Linked DNA regions of Mus musculus: region 2 is linked to region 1. A link is a loop called in an ENCODE intact Hi-C map of the cell type or tissue named here. Cell type or tissue: heart. All regions are shown on one strand.

Region 1 (8,000 bases):
ATGTTTTTTGTTGCTAGTAAATATATAACAGTTATCTCTATTTAAAATGCTAATTTCCCTGATTAGATCTTACACATTAATATAAATACTGTACTGTAAGACTGTTACAATAATAAAATAATCGTATTTTATTTGAAAAATCATGTCCAGTCAACATCAGATAATCATCATTGCTAATGAAGACTATACATTTGTACATTTTTTTTCTGATTTAAATTAGAATTCAAATGCAGAGATTTCACACCCTCTCAGCCACACTGAGCCAGGCAATGGACTGATTCCCCTTGGTTTTTCTCTTCTACAACACTAAAGTCTCAGAACTAAGAGAAGACAAAAATTCTCAACAAAATTTGAATCCAGCAAAAGCGACAGCTGTTAGCCCTAAAATAAACACTAAAACTGAGTTAAATATAGGACCCTAACCGTAAAGATGTCAAATATTTGCTAACTGATAGAGATTGAAGCTTTCCAAGATTCTATTTTCTCTTGGGATTTTAAAAAAAATAATACCTTAATAATCTTTATCAGTGTGAGTTGCCTCTGGTTCATTTTCTTTCTTCTGTGTGTTTATTAAAGTCAGTTCTATCCAGGTCCTGACCACACAGCTCTTTTGGCAGTTTGTTTTGATAAGTTCCAACTTCTGAAACAAATTTTAATGGAAGTAGACCGGGTCTACAAATAGAAACCCAGGTCTTCTGTAAAAATAGTTTAAAGAATAATTGCTAATTTATAAAAACACAAAACAACAACAAAAACAAACAGCTTCTACCTAACACTCGCTTCCCTATTTTCCAGAGCTCAGAAGAAAACAACGTCCGTTTCCTTAACGATAGGATCCTCAGCTCCGAAAACAGGAGTGACCACAGCTGTGATTCAGCCCCTATCTGTGCCCGTCCAACAGGTAATTGTGCCTCCAGCCACCAAGGAGCTGAGTTCAGGAACATCAGGCTCTTCTGTTTTATGAATACGAGTTCAATTCTAACTGACAAATTCCCATGCAATATTTTCTGAGGAAAAAAAAGAAAAACTACCCACAATCGAAGGAAGAAAAAAAATAATGGTTAATGTTCTCATTTTTGCTCATTAAGAATAATCTGTAATCACAGCCACACTACCAGGAAGTCACCAGCCAAGCTCAAATAGGAATTTCTGAGCTGATAATAAGCCTTAGCTCTGACTGTCCTCTCTGACCTTCCTTTCAGTTAGCCTATCTCATTAGCTTATTTATTTAAAGAGACCAATAATGTTCACACACCAACCAAAAACTTTTCCCATCTCAGAAGGCCAAACAGTATGGCTTAGAAAAAATAAAATAAAATGGTTTGATTTCACTATACTGTTTTTAAATATTGGTTTAGGGTCCGTGTGAGACTGTTTTATTGAAGAAAGAGCAAGTTCTAGGAAGGGACTGTAGTAGGTTTACTCTCCAAGCACCATCAGCATTACTCCTTAAGTAAAAGACAAAATCAAATGTCTGTAAAGAATTGATATGATGTGAATCTGTAAGTCCAACAGTAGTAGTAGGTTTCCCGGACACTCCTGGTAAGTAAACCCATCCCTAGTTAAAAGATTTGTCTCGTGTGCATCCCCATGCCTTCCATGAGTTCTTATTACTCACAATATTATCAGAATCATAACAACTACCACATGCCATACATAGTAACATGTAAGAGATGAACTTTAGGGGAAAGACATTTGTGTTCATAAACCAACAAGAATAAGTGACTCAGTAGAGGCAGCCATAGTAGGTATTTCCTTTAAACCACTGAACTAGAGTTTTCATTCAAAACTAATGGTAGCCTTAACTCAAGAGTTTGGCTTTTAGTTCTCAACTAGAATTTATGTAAATGCTAACCACTCTGCTAGATATTTAATAGCAGAAAGCAGAAGTCATCAGCGCCCCCTCCTTCCCAGTCTGGCTGGGCAAAACTCTAGAAGCTTCTCAATATGACCAAATGTATTGTGAGATACAGATGAGAACATACATTGATGTATAGATGCAAACACTACAGTGATGTGTAGAGTACATTGTCAATGGCTTTATTTATAAGAACTCCGAATAATGAGTCCTAGTTTACAGATGTGAGGCTGAAGTGCTCATCATTTCTTCCTTACAGCCAATGAGAAGAAATGTTTAATATATGGGAGCCAGAGTTTCTGGGTTCAAATCCCAGCTCTACCCACTTACTGAAGGGACTTCCGAGCAAATAGCATAACCTCTCTGGGCCTAATTCCTTTGTCCGCAAACTGGAGATGATAAGACCAGGGGTGTCTCCCCGGGGTGTTGTGAAGAGTTTCTTACTTAGTTTTTATGTGACGTTTCAAACAATGTCTGACCCAGGGTAAGGCTATAAAAGTATTCGTGTATGCTTTGGATGTCCACGATAGTGAAAAGTGAGACACAGGCCTCCCTCCTGAAACATAAGCCAGTAAAATATATTCCTGGGACAATGAATAAGATCTGTCACTGCCATAGTATCTCCACCGCACTGTGGTGTCACACAGTGTGTCCAGACAAATGTGATCAGATGGCTATCGATTTATAAGTAAGTCCAGATTGCCTGAAAATAAGCAATTTCACACACAAAAGAGTTCCATTCCCTGCTTTTTATTTTCCATTCACAACTCTGAAAGCTTTTACCTCCCCTGAGATGACTGCTGTTCAATAACAGTTTCAGTGCCTTGACATTTTTTATTTTTTACACATCAATAAATGAGTTTTATTTCTTTCCCTCATAATTTCTATCTCCCTTTACTGACAGAGTTCACATTAAAAACAAGATCGGCAGATGTTCCCATTTCTTACCTTACCCTCCATTGCCCATAGCTTATCCTTTTGATTCAATGAATCCGGAATGTATTTTAAAATAAAATATAGCGTCTGTGAGACGGTCTGAACAGACCCCTGTGGAAGTCCCACACACAGAAATCCATTTGGTAATAGCATTTAAAGGCTCTCAGAGTCCCCCAGGACCCAGGGAGCTCTTGCCTCCAATATCCTTTTGACCAAAGAAGAGTAACAGATGTGAAATTAGGGGGCAGAACAATGTCTGTACTGTAAGAGTAGACTAGCGGGTAACGTGTGGCGACACTCCCATAGCCTGGAATCACTCACGTGGAGCAATCCCCATAATGAAAGGCTTCTCTAGCTCATCCCTTCAAAGATGTATAGGTTGAGAATCTGATCCATGTGTCTCTGCTCTTTCAGGCTCACAGCGCTACTTCATATCTCTGCCGACCTGACGGAACCACCATGGGCTGCCTTCTTCCTGTTTTTACTAAGGTCTGACATCTGGAAGTCTCATTCTCCATGTTTTCTTTAGTGCTTAAATTTCATTCACATGTGACTTTATGTAGCAGCCCTTAAGATTTGAAATGAAGATATTAATAGGCAGATCACCATGGTTACCTTAGGGGATAGGTAGGTATTCATTGAATAATGACTGTATGGCTGTTTTCTTATGCAAGATTGAGAAATGTGGTTGGACGCAGGTGAAGCAGATGTCTGACTTAATGGGAAAGCTAAGAGAGGTATGAATAATTCAGTGTTTAATTTATTTCCTTTCTTTATAGCTGGGCATGATGGCATATAACTGTAGCCCCAGCACTTGGAGGGAGAAGGGCAAGGGTTTTTAAGAGTTTGAGGCCAGGACTAGTCTGTACAATGAATCCCAAGAATCAGTCAGGTTACTTTTTTACTACCAGGGAAACCTCTTGAAAGATCTAGGAAGCTTTACAAGACAAAAACAAAAAAAACCAACAACCCAAGCAAACAAACAAACAAAAAACTGATTTTTCCACTTGTTTTAAGTTGGAGATTTACATTGCCAAGTTGAAGGAGTCCCATGCCATTCTGACAGGAGTCAGAAATCTGTCCATGCAGATTCTCTTTCTTTCTTTCTTTGTGTTTTTTGGAGAGAGTCTAAAACTTTATTGATGGACATTTTAAAAGGCCAAATAAGAGGAAAAATAAGCCATTCTCATGTAGAAAGATTAATAAAGTCCTTAGTCCCCTGACATAGGGTATCTCTGATACAATTTTGCTGAACTCCCAACAAGTTTCTTGTTTCTATCCATTTGTTTGATATAGAATTTAGTAGCCTGGTTCTAAAAGTTATGTTGTAAGGGGGTGGGGGAGTTACTGTAAATAGCCAGGGTCCTACTAAAGAAATAAAAGGGGCACCATTATGGAAGAAATGAACTTGCCTTATAACATACTAAGGTACCCTAAAGATCTGTTATCTACATTAAAAGTTTAGCATCCATAATCTGAAATGCTTTAAAAACTAAAATGTCGTATTTTGACGGATGCCTGAGTGGAAGATCCTATCACACACAAAGTGACAAATCTCAGTCCACGTGCAGGTGTATTATATAAACACTGTATAAAATTTCCTTGGGATATGTGGGTTAGGTATTCAGAAAACATTACTGAATTTCATGTTTGCTTGTGCCCTGCCTTAGTGTATTTTCTGTTGCTATGATAAACACCATGACCCAAAGCAACTTGGGGAGGAAAGGGTTTATGTGGCTATGCGTTCAGGTCACGATCCAACAGAGAGGGAAGTAACAGCAAGTAAGAAAGCAGAAATCAAGGAGGAGCTGTGCTTTCTGACTGGCTCCCTAGCTTCTGCTCAGCAAGCATTTTTTGTATAACCCAAGACTCCTTGCGGAGGGATTGGCACCACCCATAGTGGTCTGGACCCTCCTACATCAATTAGTAATCAAGAAAATACCACACTGTCCTGCCCACGGGACAGTCTGATGGAGGCAACCCCTCAACTGAAACTCAGTGGGTAATTCCAGGCCAGCAGAAGCTAACTAGGAGAGATCCGATGCCCAAGATATCCCCATGTCTATGTAAACACTCCAGTGTTTAAAACAAATCCAAATCCCAAATCCAAAACACTTTTGGATAAAGGCATGAGTCTCCTCAAATTGCTGAGGAGTCAGAATAGCAGAGATATTTCAATAACTGCAGGCACGTAGACACACTTGGGGACACAGTGAATTCTTTTAGTAAGATAAAAAAAAAAATAAAATAAATGGAACTCCACACTTTTCACAAAAAAAAAAAAAATTCCAAGTACACTGAAGATACATGAGAAAACCACTCTGAAATCCTCAGTGAGGATGCCTGAGTGGCTCAGGGGCATCATTCCTGGCCTCAGGATGCTGCAGTCAAAGAGTGCTGTGAGTTCAAGATAAGCCGGGGCTAGGGAGTATGAACCCTCTGGAGAAAGGAAGAGAGAGATGGAGAGAAGGAATTTCTGTCAGGCCACACCAAAAGCAGCTTTGTTATCTTTGTGGGGGTAGGGGGGGTTATTTTCCCTCTGAAGCCTGACTGAATCCAAGCTTAGTAAAGGCCTCTTTCCACAAGTCACCCTTTTCCCAGTGAGCGTAGAAAACAAATGGTATCTGTTGAAAAGCCTCCCCCCCCCCCAAAAAAAAAAGCTAGAAACAATAAAAGCCAAAGAAATCCTTTAAGACTGTGACAAACCTAAGTCTCTGGTACAGATATTTTCTTCTGGTGCTTTGAGCAGGGACCGCCTAGAGGGACCATGCTCACAGTCAACATGAAGTATAAGAGTTTTTCACAGCCAACTTCTCAAGGACATCTCTGGAAGACTGTGTTAAATCATGCATTGCTAACCATGACTCATCGGATGCAGGGGCACCTTAGGCTAAGACACCTTTAGCCCAGGCTAGCCTTCAACTCACAATCTTCCTTCCTCAATTTTCTCAGTGCTGGGATTTTAAACATTGCACCACTATGACCAACCCTCCCATGACTCTTCATTTAAACAGATCAAGTCCATATTGAGTGTACAGGTGGAGGAACACAAAGGTACCATTTAGTTTTCCTTCATCCCAAGGTCAAATGCTTCCTTTGTCATGGCCTGGCTCGTGTAAACATGAGATTCCTTCCTGGACACCTAGAACATGCTGAAAAATCTAGAACTGAAACCTCAGAGTCATCCACTGCAATCCAACTGCTAGGACACAGACACTGTTAACAGTTATCTTACCCCCCCACCACCACCACTACCACCATAATTACCACACATATAAATCAAATCATGAACTGTTCTGTGTACTAACAACATGGCTGGGAAATACGATTTTTAATATATGTTGCTTTTTTAAGAAATGAAAGGCAGAGAGTGTGTGGAAGCGGTGTGTGCATCTCCACCCTCTAACCTGGTGCCTGGTGTGGCATGCCTGCTTTCTGCTGGATACATCTCCTCCCTGCAACTGCTTTCTCCTTTTCCCTTTAAGCAGCTTCCCTCTGTGGTCTGCAGCATCCTTTTTAGGCTAGGCTTTAGTGGAGCAGGTTTAGACAATGACCCTGCACCTGCTCTTAACTCAGATGACACTTGGACTCATCACACTGATTCTCTGGCATTCCTCTTGTGCATGGCAGTGACAGTGCATGGCAAGGGGACTCTTCCTATCAAAGGAGTACCTCCATCTATTTCCTCGTGTTTCTCTAAAGATTCCCAGCATGGGTAACAAGGATGGTCACTGGATGGCTACTCCAGAGGGCTGTTCTTTCCTTAGACCCTTCCAGGGAACCACAGTGCCAAGTGAACATGATCTGTGTTGACAGGTCTTCATATGGAGCCGGAAGCATCCAGGGCGCCCAGATTCCACACTGAATTATGATTCAGATGGCTAAGCACAGCTTCTGAAGGTTGATTCTCATCATTCTGAGGGCTCCTCCTTGTTTGTTTTAATGGCTTACTGGGCTTAACCATCTATGATGCATGTGCCTGTGTGTGTGTGTTTGTGTGTGTGTCGTTGTGTGTTTGTGTCTTTGTGTGTATGTGTCTTTGTGTGTGTGTCGTTGTGTGTTTGTGTCTTTGTATGTATGTGTCTTTGTGTGTGTCTTTGTGTGTGTGTCTTTGTGTCTGTGTGTCTTTGTGTCCGTGTCTTTGTGTACACATGTGCATGCCTCTCACTACAGTAGAAGGCAAGCTGGAACTGAAGTCTAGGAGCAAGCATACATTTCTGTTGCCCTTTATCGGTAGGCATCTGTGCTTTTGCTATTTCTCTTGCTTTTAAACACAAAGGGAAAAAGCCACATGGTTTTAGGAATAAATCTAATCTCCTTTGATGCCTAAAAGCTTAAACATGAAAAATATTTGGGTGTCATTTGTTATATACCAGAACTAGCTTCCTGGAGATATTTCATAGGTTGGCTCATAGAAAGCTGGACCGCACACTGTGCTCTGAAACACTAAATTAACTCATCTCTGGCTACATTCATGAACTACAAAACATTTACTTAAAAGTCAGAGATTTTCTAGGGCTAGCATCATGTCCCATCTGATAAAGGCACTTTTTTTTTAACCAAGCCTGAGTTTATTCCCTAGGACCCACATGGTAGAAGGAGAGAACCAACTCCCTTGAGTTATGCTCTGGCATGTGTATACCCCAGTCCCACACACAGTGAATAAACAAATATAGTAAAACATGAAAAGAGATTCAAAGCCCAGCGACTTGTTGCACTTTAAAACACAAATGGAAAAAAGAATGCAATCATTAGTTGATTTTTTTTTAAGAATAAGTCTCAGGTAGCCCAGGATAGCCTCACATCCTCAATATAGCTGAGGATCACTTTAAGGTTGTGATCATCCAGCATCTACTTCTGTCTGTGCTGAAAATTTTTAAATGAGATTTCAAGCGTAGTAAGTAAGCGCTCTTCCATCGACTCTACAGCTCCAACCCCAGTAGCTGATAACCTTAAACTTTTCATTTACACACACACACACACACACACACACACACACACACACACACACATTCTCCTTACTGTCCAAATCCAGACATCATTCTTCTACTTTAATAATTGATAGGAAAATACTATAGGCTTTTAGACTATGCACAGTGCTTTAGCACACACCCTACGCAAGGAACATTTGCTAAATCACATACTACTTTTACTTTTTCCCGTTTGCTGTAAGATTTGTGACTCACTGTTACTCCCCCAGACCCTT
Region 2 (8,000 bases), 130 kb before region 1:
TACTAAGACTTCTTTTTTCAACTTCTAATTGATTAAGAGAGCTAGCTAACTTTTCACTCTTCATTTCCCTGTTACGTTTCTTAATCTTCAGGCCGCCAATCTACGGCTGGTAGTAGGAGTCTGTCCATGTTGCAGTACTGATATTTTTCATCTGTTTCAATCTGGGGAAATCTGTAGAGCTACAAAATCATACCAAGAGACTCAGTGATCCAGGTCACACATTCCTCTGTCACTACAGATGGTCATGTCTATAGGTATGACCCTTACCTATAAATTTTTTATTTTTTTTTATTTTATTTTTATTTTTTATTTTTTTTTGGTTTTTCGAGACAGGGTTTTTCTGTATAGCCCTGGCTGTCCTGGAACTCACTTTGTAGACCAGGCTGGCCTCGAACTCAGAAATCCACCTGCCTCTGCCTCCCGAGTGCTGGGATTAAAGGCGTGCGCCACCACGCCCGGCCTAAATTTTTTAAAAGTAACAATATTATAAAGCTGTTGTAATGCTGACCCCCATAAGTACATTAAACTGTTTAAGGTTAAGTACATTCTTTTTTAATCATTTTATTTTTACATGCATGGATGTTTTGCATATATATATGTATATGTATATGTATATGTATATATATATATATATATATATATATATATATATATATATATATATATGCACATTACATGTGTGCCTAGTCCTCATGGAGACCAGAAGATCCTATCTGATCCCCTAGAACTAGAGTTACAAGTGATTCTGAGCTGTGCTGAGGTGCTAGGAGCCAAACCTGTGTCTTCTGGAAGAGCAGCCAGTTCCCATAACCACTGACTCATCTCTCCAGTCCACATAAGTAAACTGTAAAGGAGTTTTAATTAAGAAGCAAGTAATTTAAACATCCTCATACTTTCATATGCTAAGAAACCTTTCTCCGTTCTTGCTTTCATCCCTTTCCAGTAACAAACCTGACTTGAGAAAAGTAGCAGAATGTAATTGTTGGGCTCTGTCAATATGAGCCATCAGTTCTCTGGTGAAATGAAGAGCTTCGGTAGTCTTTAAAAGACAAACATAGCTCATTGCTCTACTAGTCGTCAGTATGATTTCAGTGGAGTAAAATGCATCTTACACAGAATGGGAGGAAATGCACCAAAGAGAAATAGCCTTTATAACATCAGAGTTTTGAGAAACTCTCCTATATTTCTATCCTTTTAATTACTTAATGAGAAGTAAGAGATTTATTATTTTAGTTTCTTCTACCGAGAGGCATTTAATGGAGTTTGAAATAAAAATATGGAATATAAATCTACCATTACTAAAGACGTCCTCTTCCCCCTCCCAGAAAAGTATGCTTGTCTATGATCTCCAAATGGTAGCAATAAGAGCTAAGGGGGTATATGCCAATGGTAGTTGGGAACACAGTACAGAATAAAAAGCTATAGAAAACAATGCTATCTGAAACAATCATGGATGACCAGAGACTCTTCAGTGGAAAAGGGAAGGATGCCTGGATTTGCCTACAGGGGGGGAGATGGGACCACTCTATTCAGACCTGAGGCCTGCTGGAGAAGTATGTTATCCTCTGGGCTTCTTCAAAAGCATCCTTGAGGCTATTCGTTTTAGAAATCTGGCTCTGAGTGTTTATTAGAAGTAAGGATCTTCAATTAGCACATCAATCATCCCTGCCTCTGCTTTGTCATAAAACTAAAAGCAAGAGGCTGAAGGAGCTGCCATAGTAGGACATGAACCAGATGTTCTGTTTCTGGATGGACTTCCCAAGTGTAACAGACTCAGAATAGAGATACAGTTCACTCCAAGGCAATTGCTTTAATCCCTCGTTATTCATCTATGTATTCGGTATCATGTGCAAGCTGGACACTTCATTCATGATTTATCTAAAAGGTTGCATTCAGGTGGCATAGTTGTTAAAAGATATGGATTCTGTTCTGCAGAGAGAGGCTCAGGTGCAAATGGTGTCACCTAAAAGTGTACTCTTCAGTTATTGTAAGTCTCCATTTCCCCTTTGTAAAATGTATCTAAGACAATCTAAAAGGATAACACTGTGGAACAGAGAAAAATTTTAACCTCTAAGCATATTTTTTATATTACATATATTTTTTAAAATTTTTGGCTACATTTAATTAAGAATGTGTTTGTGTATGTATGTATGTATATGTGTGTGTATATGTGTATGTGCATGTGTGTATGTATATGTATATATATATATATATATATATATATATATATATATATATATGTGTGTGTGTGTGTGTGTGTGTGTGTGTGTGTGTATGTGTAGAAAGAGTATGCATAGCAAAGCATGCATGTGAAGGTCAGGGGACAACTTAAGATAATCCATTCTCTCTTTCCATCCTTTGGGTCCCAGGGATCAGACTCAGGACATCATTGATTGGTAGGCAGCAAGTACTTTCACTCAATGAGCCTTCCCACCAGTCCTCTCAGCAAAGTTCTTAACACATGTTGTGTGTTTATAAATGGTACCATACTTCTAGTACCTTTACAAATAGGAAACAGGAGTTAAAGAAAAAAAAACTGATTTTTTTTCTTACAGTCACTTTTTTTTTCAAAAATGGAACTTTTGAGGTAAAATTTTGCATAAGTAAACAGAATACAGTATAGTATTTTTAAGTATGCAAATTAATACCTGAATATCCTGAACTAAAAATAGTAGGGACAGAGTTATGTTGCACTAAGCTTGACAACTTTCTAGTACCCATATGAAGGAAGAGCAAAACTGACTCCCACAAGGTGTCCTCTGACCTCCACACATATGCTGTGTGCACATGGAGGTGTACACACACACACACACACACACACACACACACACACACACCTACATGTAATCAAATAAATAAATAAAAGTTTTAAGAGCTATTTATTTCTAAAGCAAAAATACCCATTCCTTGTGCAAAGCTTAAGATCTTTATTCTGTCCTAGCTTATAAAGCATTCAGTTATATTTGTGAAAAAAATCATTGTTAGTATCATTTAATATTAACTTTAATATCCTCAAACTGACTTAACAATAAAATAAAAATGAATATGGGAAAGTACAGAAGTTTGTGTTAGCGAGAAAGACACAGGATGAAGTATCAAAACTTGAGGGCACCACCCAGATGCCTTCAGACCCATTGTATGCTGTGTATCCAACATTCCCTTGCATCTGAGTCATGCAGCCTAAAAGGAGTGAGGCCATTGTCTAAAGCTTCTGGCTCCATTTATTCTGAGTGCCTCCATGCACAGATTAGCCAGCAGACAAACTGGGGATCTGCAATCTCTCCCAAGAAGCATCTAAAACCACTGGCTCTGCACTCGGGTTTCCACTTGCTGTTTGTTTAATCTATGTTTGCCCTGTAGAGTTCCACATAACCAAGTAGGTTCCAATGAGTTGGAACCTATCCTATGGCAAAGGCCCCCACTGTTCTCCTAGCTGCTATGTGTCTCTTTAAGTATTACTTTGAACCCTAGCTGTTGTCTTTATCTCAATCTCAGCACGAAGAAGTAGACCAACTGAAGGAGGAAACCATTCAGAGCCTATTGCCCTTGTCTACTATCCCCTTTGGATACGTGGAATACATGGAAATTATCTTTCCTCATCCCACGGTGGTGGTGTAAAGGTTAGCAGGTTCATAAGGAAGCTGGGATAAATTCTTCAAGGACATCCATTAGGAGAGTCACTGCACTACACTGGCAGGCATTGATGGGTCCCTGAAAAAAGAAATGGGAGAGTCAGAACCCTGTGTCATGACCCAAAGAGAGTTTCTATCTTACATATGTTTGGGGAACAGAATCATATCACAAATCTAGGAGGCACTAGATAAAGTTAAATTGTAACTCAGTGTATCCTGGGACTGGGCTTGCACAAAAGAAGAAAGAACACAGGCCACAGCACATTTTGCCTATCAACTTTATGAACAGAGAGTGCAAGGGTGTGTGGACTGATTTCTGGGAGAGAGAGAGAAAGAAGCTAGGTTCAGTGATCTAACAAGCAGAATCTTCATAAACATGATCCACTTTCTAGTAAGATGCCCCATGTTCACTTTAATTCAGAAGCAACCTCCTTCAAGAACGAGAAGGTCCAGTCCCATGTAATTCTAAGAACCTATCATGCTGAGAGCGATGACCTTGCCTCCCCTCCCTCAGGGAGAACATGGTCAAGGCTGTGAGCCAGCACAGGGCAAGGAGACTCTCTACTAACCTCTTCCCTCCTGTCCACACATTTCCTGCCAGCAAGGAAGTGCGATAAGGGGGAAAGGTAAAGGGACAGAACAGTGTCCCAGTGGGCAGCTTTGCTTTCTCTGAGCTATGGCTTGCACTAACTCTGGGTCTCACTGAGTGCTTTTGTAGGTTCCCTGTAGTCTCACTCCTCAAGTACCCCTTAGCCTGGCAGAAACATTCTCATTTTGAGCCATGTAAGTGTCCTTTACCCCTGGCAGATCAGCTATTCACTGCTAGCCTCTCCTTTCTGTCTCACTCTCTTCTTAACCCATCCAGGGAGCCCTAGTGTATCTACCCTAACAGAATACATTTCCTACATTTACTGTTATATTCTCTGACCTCTCAGACTTCTGTCTTAGTTAACGTTTTACTGCCATGAACAGACAAGTCTTATAAGGACATTTCATTGGGGCTGGCTTACGGGTTCAGAGGTTCAGTCCAATATCATCAAGGTGGGAACATGGCAGCATCCAGGCAGGTATGGTGCAGGAGGATCTGAGAGTTCTATATCTTCATCTTAAGGCTGCAAGGAGAAGACTCACTTCCAGGCAGCTAGAGTGAGGGTCTTAAACTCATCCCCACAGTGATACACCTACTCCAACAAGGCCACACATCCTAATCGTTCCACTCCCTGAGCCAAGCATGTATAAATCATTACAACTTTCTTCTGGGATTTTCTGAAACAGACAGAACTCAGTCATCTTTATACTTCAGCTTTCTCAGGAACAAACTGGTTATTAGCCTTCTGTGTGTGCCAAATGCAAGGTCAAGTCCAGAACTCTATGCTTGTCCCTTCCTCCATCCCTAGGTTTGTAGCTAGGTGAGAGTACCCACTCTTCATTCCTTGCGCAGGAGATCCCTCCGGTAATGGGATACTAAGGGATTTGTTTTGCCAGCCTTTCTATCCTTTTTTGTTCTCTACCACTGTGTCCAGCCTGATTGAGAGTCCTAAAAGAGGTTTTTTTTTGGGGGGGGGGTGTGTTTTTTTAATCCTCTCATCTGTGGCTTTATTTCAAACCCACATGGCTGACTGGTACCTACCGTACTTGTGCTTCAGTTGACATAGAGGCCAGATAAGCACCTACTCTAGCATCCTGTTACATAAGTGAAAATGGAATTTCTTTGGAATGGTATCCATTGTCATTATGCCAGGACCTCATCATAATCAGCACTGCAAAGGAAATACCAGAGGAAGCAATAATGATCCGCCATTTGTTGTAAAGCCCGACCTAAGGTGTGTCTTTGTTCTATGTTTATATAATGGCAAGGTTCACTTTATAATGTAACTTTCCACATGGCAATTGAAATAGCAGACACAGAGGTTATTACAGGACTAGGGCGGAACATATGAACTACCCATATGGTTTTATGTGCTCTAAAATAGCATCTTACAGTTCTTATGTGGTGCTTAAAATCCCCCCTTTGACTCAAAGGGAATTGCAAAGTCTTTATCAAGAAATATTTTCCTGGGAAGAAAAGAGTAATGTGAAGAAAGCACCCTGGGACTTTTAAGCATACCAAGCCTTTCACACTATACTGCATTTTATTTTGTCTGCTAGGGCTCTTTGTTTCTGTAGTCTCCAAAGAGGAAAGCCTGTGTAATAGCTGATCAGTGCCATTAGCAAGAGTATAAGAAGGTGAACCTTAGTGTAGCTTTGCTGAAAGGGAAGCAGGCAGTCATTGAAAGTTGAGAGTATGTGATGTTGATCCCACCCTTCTGATAAATAATGCAGGAATTATTTGTTCTTACACTCAGCAAAGGACAGCTGCACCTGGACACTGGACTTCACCACCAGAAAAGAGAATTAAATCAAAAGACAAACACTGCTGAGCTATGTTAGGATAATGAGTTCAAATATACATATTTCAAATAGAAGAATCTCACTGCAGTGCTGACATAGGGACAATGGGGAATATGGAGTTTTGGAAATAAGGAGAAGTGTAAACCAGAGGTCTCACCCAACTCTCACTGAGACATGTTTGGGTCCATAAGGCATCTAAATGACTGTGTGTGTGTGTGTGTGTGTGTGTGTGTGTGTGTGTGGTCACTGTTTATTTCATAGGACTATTTAAAATGGTCCTGTTTAGTAAAATGCAGGGGTGTGATAACACAGGAGTAATTTCACAGCAACCATAGATTGTGGTGGGTTATGGTTTCAGCTTGTGAAACAAACTAGTTCAGTTATACTAAATAAAATGCATGACCTCTAAGAAAAGGCCCTCGAATCCTTTAAGGGCACTCGCTCTCCACAGTGACAGCCTTCACCTTACTCAATCCCTCAAGAATGAAGATGCTCATCCAGTAACCCTGCCAGCCAGGAAGGAAACAGACGCTGGGAAGTGTTAGGACTGAACACAGTGTTGACATTGCAATCCGAAACTACCCGGCAGCCTCTGGTATCAGGTTCACACATAATCTGAACCAGACAGATTTCTTTTGAAACATTGCTTAAAAGTGGCTTAAATTGGAACACGAATACTGCAAATAGCAGGAAAGTGATTATTCTCAGCAATCCACATGAATTAAAAAGCATTAAATCAAAGTGACTTGTGCTGCCTTCAAAAGGAGTGGCTGTTCCACGGTGCCTATTTCAGGAATCATATTATTGGGGAACCAGGTACGAAACTCATGAGTCTATTCATACCTATATTTGTCTACCTGTTCTTGTAAGCACTGTAGTAAGACTATGAGCTCTGTAGAAGGTAGATCCAACTGCACTGTCGTGGAGTTTTAACCTGTAAGTACATTTTTATAAAAATCTGGTTTTCATTTCGTTGGTTGGCTGGTTTGGTTTTTGCTATTTGGTAAGATAACCCTATGGTACTGGAAACAGGTGTATATTTATTCAGTTGGTCAGGCAAACGTTATATGCCCCAGTACAGGGGAATGCCAGGGCCAAAAAATGGGAATGGGTGGGTAGGGGAGTGGGGGGGGCACTTTTGGGATAGCATTGGAAATGTAATTTAAGAAAATACATAATAAAAAAAGAAAAAATAAAAGAAATGCATATACACAGATAATACTGCTATAAGGAGGATGTTGCTTATAAGTCATTGACTCTAAAAAGCAGGATGACCTAGAATAACGGGGTAGGCACTGTCTGTGGAAAATGGGAAAGGATTTGTCTTGAAGATGAAAATGTCTTAAGTGGATGCCACTATGCCCTGAAGCTGGGAAGATACCAGGCTTGTACAGCTCCAGCCAGAGGCCAGATCCTACAGACTCCTGCAAGCCCTCTCTGGATGGACCGAAGACCATGGAGACCCATGGAGTTACAGTAACAGACACTAAAATTGGGCCTCATTAAAATGTCTCCATGATTAAAGACAAATTGTAATACAACTAAGAAGTCCCCAGAAAACTGCACATAAAACTATTCGTCAATTTTCTTCCTTGAGTTTTCCTTCTGCCACTCATGTTAACATGGCTTTTAAATTAATGGTCAAGGGAATGGTCACCTCAAAAACAAACTAAATTTTGTCAGCAGTAAAGACACTTGCCCAGGTATCAGGTGGAGTAAAGGAAGAATGGCCTCCTGAAAGTTGTCTTCTGACTTCCACACCACATACAGACTTGCATGCTCATAGCATGTACCTGTTCCACACATAAATAAATATCATTATAAAAAAAATACCCAGATCTTTTTCTAACCCCAGATGAGCTGCCAACTAAGGCCTGGAAGGAACTAGGTAACCCTTCTTTGTATGATTTCTTTTCCAAGGGTGCAGATTTTTCGATTTGTTTACTACTGAAGTGCAAACATTGTAGAAGTAACTAA

Evidence for each region. Peaks named below come from ENCODE experiments on the same cell type or tissue, not always from the same donor. Only the 100,000 strongest peaks of a DNase experiment are listed, where the experiment ranks them.
Region 2: a loop joins it to region 1, with 2.6 times the contacts of the local background. A loop is called at or near these places in 5 of 42 quality-filtered maps.

The regions. Positions count from the first base shown.
Region 1 is chr8:61,704,276-61,712,275 of GRCm38, reverse strand. Palld (palladin, cytoskeletal associated protein) reads left to right here. Exons shown (of 22, transcript NM_001293772.2): 5 at 796-901; 6 at 3,209-3,283. Among named protein-coding and RNA genes, the nearest start is that of Gm51576, 23 kb to the right of the region's middle. In heart, no CTCF peak of the experiment used is centred here; a DNase peak (open chromatin) is centred at 3,135.
Region 2 is chr8:61,829,601-61,837,600 of GRCm38, reverse strand. All of the region lies in intron 2 of Palld (palladin, cytoskeletal associated protein), which reads left to right. Among named protein-coding and RNA genes, the nearest start is that of Palld, 69 kb to the left of the region's middle. In heart, no CTCF peak of the experiment used is centred here; DNase peaks (open chromatin) are centred at 4,200, 5,400 and 6,540; H3K27ac peaks cover 262 bases.